Regions from separate parts of the Homo sapiens genome. Here region 2 is linked to region 1. Evidence: chromatin loops called from intact Hi-C (ENCODE). Cell type or tissue: dorsolateral prefrontal cortex. All regions are shown on one strand. Links, peaks and the distances in the headings refer to the core of each region. The heading gives the core; the rest is flanking DNA.

Region 1 (6,017 bases), core at 948-4,947:
CACATAGACCAACAAAACAGGACAGAGAACCCAGAAATAAATCCATGTTTCTATGGCCAACTGATTTTTGACAAAGGTGCCAAGAACATATATTGGGGAAAAGACACCCTTTTCAATAAATGGTGCTGGGAGAACTGGATACCCATATGCAGAAGAACGAGAATGTACCCCTATCTCTCAACATATACAAAAATCAACTCAAGATATATTAAAGACTCAAACATAAGACCCCAAACTATAAAAATACTAGCATAAAACATAGGGGAAATGCTTCACTACATTGGCCTGGGTACAGAATTTATGGCTAAGACCTCAAAAACACAAGCAACAAAACCAAAAATAGACAAATGGGACTACGTTAAATGAAAGTCTTCTGTACAGCAAAGTCAACAACCAACAGAGTGAAGAGATAACCTGCTGAGTGAGAGAAAATATTTGTAAACAGTTCATCTGGCTAGGGACTAATATCCAGAATATATAAGGAACTCAAACAACTCAACAGTAAAAAACCAAATAATCCCATTTTAAAAATGGGCACTCCAACCTTGGTTTGCATCTTGACCCTAGCCTTTGTTTTCTAGTGGTTTACTTTGGGAAAGTTGGTCAGAGTAAGGTCTCAGTTTCTTCAGATAATAACAGTGTCACCATCACAGGGTATTATGGAGATTAAATGAGAAAATGCCTATAATTTCTTAACACAGGCCTGGCCCAGAGCAAGTAATCAAAAAATATGAGCTGAAATAAAAATAACAACAATGTTAGCATATGGTGCTTACTATGTACCAAGTACTGATCAAAGAGCTTACACATATGAATTCATTTCATTCTCACACAGATGAGGAAACAAAGGCACGGACAAGTTATGTAACCTGCTCAAGCTTACACAGCCAATGAATGATGGGCCTAGAAGTCAAACTCAGGTAGTCTGGCTCTAGAAACCATATTTTCAAACTATTAGACATACTATCTCTCTCTATTATTATCCATTGTTAAAGACACTGCCCTTATCTTTTTCTTGAGCTTTGAAATAACATGGCTTTGAAAAAAAAAATTGTCAAGATACCCTACAGGCACCTCAAATACAACATGCTCAAAACCTAATCCCCCAAACCTGCTTCTCCACCTGTGCTCCTTTCTCAAGACTCGATGACATTGTCCTAACAAGGAACTTAGTGTCAGATTGAGGTTAGGAGGCAAGACTTTACTCCAGACCAGACTGAAGATTGGCTGAAACATGAAAGAGGCACCAAAAGCAATTCTCCATAAGACACGCCTGCCAGCGTCATGACAGTTTTCAATTGCCATGGCAACACCTGGAAGTTGCCTTCTCTTTCCATGCCAATAGCTCAGACGTTACCACCCCTTTTCTAGAAATTTCTGAATAACCTGCTCTCAGTTTGCGTATAATTATAAGTGGGTGTATATATGACTGCAGAACTGCCCCTCAGCAGCTACTCTCAAGCCCTGCTCTGCAGCAGCAGTCATGAAGCTCTAACACTGCCACCTCAGTAAAGCTATTTTCTTCTGCCTCTGGGTCACTCTTGAATTCTTTCCTGAGCAAAGCCAAGAACCTTCCTAGGCTAAGCCCCAATTTTGGGGCTTATCTTCCCTGCAAAAAATTAGGTTCCTTGCTTTCCCTTGACCCTCCCACATCCAATCATCCAAGTATTGATTTCTAATTCTATCCTTTTCTCTCTATCCCTAATACTTTCCTAATTCAAGACTTTATCCTCCCTGGCCTAGATAATGGCAATAGCCTTCTAACTAGTTTTCCTGCCTCCAGACTCAAAGACCCAATTTCTCCACAATGTACTTTCTCTGCAGATTTAAAATACAAATCTGACCATTTCAATCCAGGCTAAAGGATTAACTGCTGTTTCACTAACATCACCCAGAAGACACTTCATATCTGACACCTACCTTTCCAGCCCCAAATCCCATCTCCCACCACATCCCCCTTCCTTCTTGCATTTTAGCAGTCTCCAGAGGCTCTCACACTCTCCCCATCTCTCTCACACACACATGCATACACCCACACATGTGCACACATGCACACACACACGCACATACACCATGCTGTTTCACAAATACTATATTGGAGTCTACTTTTTAAAATTATCAGCATACCTACTAAGAATATATAAAACAATCACAGGGAATATCTAATCACTTAATTTCCTACCCTACCATTTCCCTCACTGACAAAATAACCACAAAATTAATTTACTTGTAGAAAAAAAGTTTAAATCAGTTTTATAAGTACATTTTTAAAATTATCTTTCAAGGACACAGAAGAACTTGCAGACAATCACAAAACAGCAACATTATGCATATAGTGATTTTAGCATTGTAATACCAGATTTATCTGAAATATAAGCTGACTGATTTCCTTCAGGATACGTACTGTGACTAGCACTGTGACTAGCTATTATTTCTGTTTGCTGAAACAAAAAGGCTTCAAGGACACAGAAATGTTACTGTTGAAGAAGCACAGGGGACTTGATGCCATTATCTTACTGCCCCCTGCTGCCATTATTGTATGTTATAAACGAGGCCCAGGAAATTCTAAAGTGATGCAAACTTCTAATAACCTAAGCTTCCTCTTTTCTCAATTGCCAGTGTCTCCTTTAATCCATAAAAGCCATATTGAAAGTATATAAATAATTAACAGACGGCCCTTGATAACCTATTCCCTACGATATAGCACTCAGAAAAAAATTGTATTTTTTTTGCTTCAACCTTCCAGTTCCAGGGTATATGTGCAGGATGTGCAGTTTTGTTACATAGGTAGATGTGTGCCATGGTTGTTTGCTGCACAGATCAATCCATCACCTGGGTATTAAGTCCAGCATCCATTAGCTATTCTTCTTAATGCTCTCCCCCTATACAGGCCCAGTGTGTGTTGTTTTTCCCAGTGTGTCCATGTGTTCTCATTGTTCAGCTCCCATTTGTAAGAAGAACATGTGGTGTTTGGTTTTCTGTTACTGTGTTAGTTTGCTGAGGATAACAGCTTCCAGCTCCATCCATGTCCCTGCAAAGGACATAATCTCATTCTTTTTTATAGCTTCATAGTATTCCATGGTGTATATGTACCACATTTTCTTTATCTAGTCTATCATTGATAGGCATTTAGGTTGATTACGTCTTTGCTATTGTGAATAAGGCTGCAATGAACGTACATGTGCATGTGTCTTTATAATAGAATGATTTATATTCCTTTGGATATATACCCAGTAATGGGATTGCTGGGTCAAATATTATTTCTGTTTCTAGATCTTTGAGGAATAGCCACATTGTCTTTCGCAGTGGTTGAACTAATTTGCACACTCCCCAACAGTGTAAACATGTTCCTTTTTCTCTGCAACCTCACCAGCATCTGTTGTTTCTTGACTTTTTAATAATTGCCATTCTGACTGGTGTGAGCTGGTATCTCATTGTGGTTTTGATTTTCGTTTCTCTAATGATCAGTGATGTTGAGCTTTTTTTCATTTGTTTGTTGGCCACATGAATGTCTTCTTTCAAGAAATATCTGTTCATATCCTTTGCCCACTTCTTAATGGGGTTGTTTGTTTTTTTCTTGTGTATTTGTGTAAGTTCCTTGTAGACTACAGATATTAGATCTTTGTCAGATGGTCAGATTACAAAACTTTTCTCCCATTCTGCTAGGTTGTTCCTTTGATGATAGTTTCTTTTGCTGTTCAGAAGCTCTTTAGTTTAATTAGATCGCACTTGTCAATATTGTTAAAATGGCCATATCGCCCAAAGTAATTTATAGATGCAATGTTATTCCCATTAAACTATCATTGACATTTGTCACAGAATTAGAAAAAACTATTTTAAAATTCACAAGGAATGGAAAAAGAGCCCAAACAGGCAAGACAATCCTAAACAAAAAGAGCGAAGCTGGAGGCAATACCCTATCTGATTTCAAACTATACAACAAGGCTACAGTAACCAAAATAGCATTGCACTGGTACAAAATAAACACATAGATCAATGGAACGGAATAGAGAACTCAGAAATAAGACCACGCATCTGCAGCCATCTGATCTTCAACAAACCTGACAAAAATTAGCAATGGGGAAAGGATTCCCTATTTCATAAATGGTACTGGGAGAACTGGGTAGCCATATGCAGAAAATTGAAACTGGACCCCCTTCCTTATACTTTATACAAAAATTAACTTAAGATGAATTAAAGACTTACATGTAAAACCCAAAACTATAAAAACCCTAGAAGAAAATCTAGACAATACCATTCAGGGCATAGGCAAGGGCAAAGATATCATGACGAAAATGCCAAAAGCGATTGCAACAAAAGAAAAATTCTTCATGATGGATGGATACCCATGGTCAGAAGCTATTCTGAAGCCTGGAGTGAAAAGGAATAGGAACTAGTTCCCTTGTGTTATAATGTTACTTGACTTCACATCCTTGCAGGAGCAGTATTGTATAATGGTGGAATACACAGGCTTGGGAGTCAAAGCCACCCACTCCGATCTTCTTTCAGCCTCTAGGACTTATTAGCTGTCTGACCCAGGGCAAGTCACTTATCTAAGGTGTAGTTATTTCAACTGGAAAAAAAATAATTAAATCAGAAGTTGTATGTAAAGCATATGATTGTTGTATAATAAACAGAAGCTCTTCTTATTTATGAAGAATTGTGAAGTGGTGATTAACAATTTCAGTCAGACTAATTGTCAGCATCATGTGGAAACAGAACATCACTAAAAGTATTTGTCACTAAAGTCAACTCTAACTATTCAAGGATTAAGGTTTCCTACAGGATACAAAAATTATATATTTATTTTTGGCTGCTCAGCCCTTAAAAACATTTGTATAATACATATTACAGTTTTAACAGTTTTTCCTGCTTTTACAAAGTGATAAGCACAGTATATTAAACCCAGAAATGTCTTTACCTCCAGTCTTTAATTAAAACCTAGTAGTGCCGCATGTGGTGGGTCACACTTGTGGTCACACCTGCACTTTCAGCTACTAAGGAGGCTGAGGTGGGAGGATCAGTTGAACTCAGGAGTTTAAGGTTACAATGAGCTATCACCATGCTAGTGCATCCCAGCCTAAGCAACAGAGTCAAATGGCAAGATACCTTGTCTCTTAAAAACTAAAAATTTTTAAAAAGTCAAAAATTTAAAACCTAGCAGAGAAAAATAAAATTATTTATAATGATATAGTCTAAAAATTACATAATTGTATATTTATCCTTTTCCTTATATCTATTATCTAGGATTAGCAAATTAGAATAAAAGAAGTGATATGTGATACATAATAAAAATTATGTATTCCACCTACTACTTTGAGGTTTATTATTAAATATATCCTGTATTGAAATGATTAGAAACCAAATAAATGAGCAAAGTTATATTAGCATAATGTTTTAAACATTTATAGAGTCTAATTACAGATGTAATGCATCAGTGATAATATAAAGACCTTCATGGAGGTCCCAATATTTTTCTGATAATTGACATGTACATCTAATATAGTATTTTTAAAAAATGGCACATAGTGCTTAAATTAGATAATTTGTAGTTTTCAGTCAAATTAAAGATGTTATAAATACATTTTACTTAATATACTGTCTTATAAAATAAAAATATTAAGTCAATTTTATATTTCAAATATAAACCTTAAATCATTTAATAGAGGAAAAATTTTGGAAAATAGATACATTCTCCAAATAAATAATCATTGCTATGTATTGAGCACCTACCATTCTTATAACAAGCACTGTACTAGCTAACTTTTGTTTACTTTCTCTAGTCTTCTAAACAATTGACCTTCTATTTGAGGAAATAAACTCAGAGAGGTTAAGTAAGTTTCCCAAAGTCAGCAGCTTACAAATTGCTAAACTGGGATTAGCTTGCTCTTCTCCCTATATCCTGCTACAAGAATTGGGCTTCCCATGAAAAACTTTTGAATTGGGCTCATGAACTTTTGAATTTTATTTAAATGATATTTCTTATAAAAAAGTAATTTGCCAAAACTTTGTATAGC
Region 2 (4,000 bases), core at 1-4,000, 890 kb before region 1:
TGAAAGTACTTTTTGTAGTAAAGAATGGTATGATAAATAATAATGCAGTAAATAATAAGAGTAACTTTTGCTAGGCACTTTATATGCATTTGGTACTCTCCTATAAGACAGGTGATGGTAGTCATCTCGTTCTACAAATGTGAAATGAGGCACTCAGGTTAAATCAGTGGTTCAAGATTCCACAGCTAGTTGGATTGAAGCAGGGTATTTCCCTGACCCCTTCACGGGCAGGAACTGGAGTGCACAGGTGCTGGAACTAGGCAGCCGCTTCAGTGCTGGCAGGGGAGAGCTCCACTCACTCAGACCACAGGAGTGGGAGCATGCAGGTGAGCAGGTGCAGGAGCCAGGGCAAAGGCTTTTGGGCACGGGCAGAAGCAAACTCTGTACTGGCCCCACAGCAGCATCTGAGAGGGTGCTGGTGACCCCTGAAGCCCCAGAGGAAGTGTTACAGTACTGTTTTAGCTCTGTCATCCATGGACAGCTTAAGTGTTAACAGCTTAGTGCAGGGTAGCTGTGACTGACTCACACCACACTTGTGGCACCCGAGCTCTTGTGTAGCATCCAGGAGGAATGAGGTCTCAAGAATAAAATGAAGATGGTAAATTCAGGGGATTTCATTACTGATGAAAGTGGCTCAGTGGGAAGGGGAAGTGAAAAGAGGATGGAGCAGGAAGGTAGTCTTACCTTGAAGTCTGGCCCTCTCTGGCCAGATTCTTCTCCCAGGTTACACCATCAAGCTGTCCCTCTGAAGTCAAGCTGCTTCTCTCTGACATCCAGCCATAGTGTCTGATGGCCAGCTGCCTCTCTTCCCTCTGCCGGCTGAGCCTGGGGTTTTTATGGGCACAGGATGTCAGGTGGGGTGGGCCATGGATGGTTTTAGAAAAGGCAACATTTGAGCAGGAAAACAGGGATGTAAGTTCTCACTTTGGGCCGTGGTATCAGGCTTTTCAGCTTGAGAGCAGGGTCCTTGCTGGGGACCTGCCCTCTTCTGCGTAGAATTTCCCTGCCTCCTGTCCCTATCTGGATGAAGCCAGTGTTTGAATCCACAATGTCTCTTTGCAGAGCTAATCTTTTAAAGCATTAAATGGAAGTGATCTCCATCACAAATATCTTCTAGCCTACTTATAGGAAATTAAAAGAAAACAGTAAGAGTGAAGATCTGAATTTCAATGCCCAATTTCCCTTTATAAATCAGTGGCCATGGAGTAGCAAATATATCCATTCTACATTGTATCACAAATAAGTTCACCATCAATACTGTTCTGGGTTACAGAAAAAATAGTAATTAGAAAACAAAACAACAACAAACCAAGTAAGTTTACTCAACTCAAATCAATAAATTAGATTAAATCCAGGGTCCAGGAAGATAGTGACTGTACTTTTTTGTCCTCTGTGTGTATATATGTATGCACATACATCTGTGACATATCAGAAAACACTGACTGTTGAAGATATATTTTTGACATTATTTCCCTGAAAGATATTATCTACATTGATTAGTTTATTTCAAAATTAAATATATGATAAGTTCAGTTCTGGAGGTTTTTTCATAGAGTTCTTTCATAAATAAAATGAATTTACATTTTAGATTCACCTCAGTTCCACACTCTGCATACCTTCCTTCGCCATTTTATTCCCTTCTCTTTCCCTATACTGCTTCCAAACAGGTCTTCCAATGTAGGTCTTTCTGTTTCCGCTTTTCCTGCTTTTCTTGTCTTAGTCCTGAACAGCACCTATCGCAGTGCTTTCCCTGTAGTGAGGATGAAGTAAGTAATAGCTGCTGCTGAATGAATGAATCAGTGAATGCTGTGGATTTTTTTTCCAGATTCTTTTCTCCTTTTTTATGTTCTGCTTTATTTTGCCCACTAGAGGGTGATATGAGCACACATAATTAAGAAAATGTATGGCACTGTGTTTTCTGTGAAGATATCAATAGCATTATATTATTTGTCTGCAATGCAATATGAAAATGATTTTTCTCTGTGTAAGTAATATAACTTTAGATTTTTATTTAATACACATTGACATCACATTTATTTGTTTTCTGACAACCTCTGTAACATTTCTTCTTAATTTAGGAACTCTTCACTCACGTGACATTGATATAAATGAATTCTTCTTGGTACTTTCAAGACAACTGTTTAAAATTACGTTTTTGTGTCAAAATACCTGGAACCAGTACGAAAGACTTTTGTTGTATAGAAACAGGAAAAAATGTGTTTTTATTTTAGTAAAGAGGACAGTATAATGCAATTATAGAATATAATATAATCAACATCTACAAGCAATGTATTTTAGAGCCCGAATTGCCCTTAACTATTTTCTGAATCTCACTTTTTGTTATATCATTCCCTTAAACATTTTACACAGACCCAGTCACATAAACTGAGATTTCAAATCTTTTGTCTGGAAACTAAAGCTTTACTTTCTAAATCCCTACTCTTATCCAGACACAATTGTTAATTATAAAATATACGTGGTCATAATTATGTTTTGGCCTTCAATAGTTCAACAGCTGTGATTTGGTTGGCTATTTTGAGACATATTCAGGGAATTAAAAATAATAAACCTAAAGGGAAATTCTTGACCGTTTATGACAAATCGTTTGATTATTTCTAAAGGGATAGTCATTTCTTACTAGCCATATTTACTTTGCTTTTTTTTTTAGTGTTTCTAGTTTTTTTTTAGTATTTAAATAGACTTCTATAGTTGTTTTTTAAACTGTATTTTTATAATTTTTTGGTTGATGTTTCATTTGTATTTTTGGAATCTTAATACTGACAAGATTAACCAATACTTGTTTTTTTATAATAGAGCATCTGGCACATTTCATAGTATTTTTAGTCAAGCTTTTGAAAAAATACAATGCTGCCTCCATAAGGAATTTTTGATAATAACAACTTATCTTTATGTGAATAACTTATATCTTGGCCTCGAAATTTTGTTATGTTAAAAAATACTGTAGTAGACAAGATAGTATAATAAACACCCGTGTGTTCACCTTATTTTTTAAATGTTTTGCCACATTTATTTCAGACACTTTTAAATTTTAGGAAATAAAACTCTACACATCGAACCTTCTTTGAGCTCCTGCCTGCTCTGGTTTTTTTTTTTTTTTTTTTTTTTTTGCTCTCCTCTCTGTGTCTCCATATGTAGGTTTGTACGTATACCTATGTTTATTATCCTTTTTCTTTATGTATTTTTTGATAGGGTAAAGCCCCCCTCTCATATTCTTTAAAATTGATTTGACTGTTCTCTTTCGTATAAGTTTTTGGATTAGCTTTTCAGATTCCATGAAAGCTTCTGGGAATTTTGATTGAATTGCATAAAATTTAAAGTTTAATTTGGAGGAAATTATCATTTTTGTAATATCAAAGCCTTTTGTATGTGAATATCTTTCTCCATGTGTTTAGGCCTTCTTTCAAATCTTTTGTAGATCATACATACATGTGCTATACTAATATATTTATATATACATATACACACACATATTTTAAAAGAATCACAAAATAATCCAGTCAAAAAGAATGAGATAAAACTAGAAAATTTTATGTTTTTTCCAATGTCTCACTTTGAAGACTATGAGGAAAATTATTTTTTTCTTTTTTCTTTTTGTTCTTTTCTTCTTTAACTTTCTTTATACTACTCCCTGGTTATGATATAGATGTAAGTGAAAGAGGTCAAAGGAAAGGCTTGTATTTTGTCTGCTCCTTATAAAACCCTTGATTGGTTGGGAAAAAAGATCCTTGGGAATGAAGGAGTAGCACCTGGGAGTGTGGGTTTTCTCCTTACCTCCTTTGCTTATATCCTCCATCAGAAATAAAGAGTAATGAGGGGAAATATAATTAAGAGAAGCTACAATAAGCAGAATTGGAAAGTTGATTTGCTACTCATCTTTTTTTTTTAAACGTTTCCTTTTATAGGATTGAGCCTCCATAATCTAAAAGTCCAGAATTCTCCTAAATGCAGATCTTTTTGAGTGCCAGTATGCGAGTGAACC

The links. Hi-C counts contacts between places; a loop is a spot of excess contacts. Peaks named below come from ENCODE experiments on the same cell type or tissue, not always from the same donor. Only the 100,000 strongest peaks of a DNase experiment are listed, where the experiment ranks them.
Region 2: a loop joins it to region 1, with 3 times the contacts of the local background. A loop is called at or near these places in 1 of 110 quality-filtered maps.

What each region holds. Positions count from the first base shown.
Region 1 is chr7:123,963,633-123,969,649 of GRCh38, reverse strand. It overlaps a transcript of SPAM1 not described here. Among named protein-coding and RNA genes, the nearest start is that of SPAM1, 41 kb to the right of the region's middle. In dorsolateral prefrontal cortex, for the core only: CTCF peaks have their summits at 2,332 and 2,535 (motif pointing left); no DNase peak of the experiment used is centred there; H3K27ac peaks cover 329 bases.
Region 2 is chr7:124,854,347-124,858,346 of GRCh38, reverse strand. The region is part of intron 9 of POT1 (protection of telomeres 1); the gene reads left to right. Among named protein-coding and RNA genes, the nearest start is that of LINC03043, 66 kb to the right of the region's middle. In dorsolateral prefrontal cortex, for the core only: a CTCF peak has its summit at 1,865 (motif pointing right); no DNase peak of the experiment used is centred there.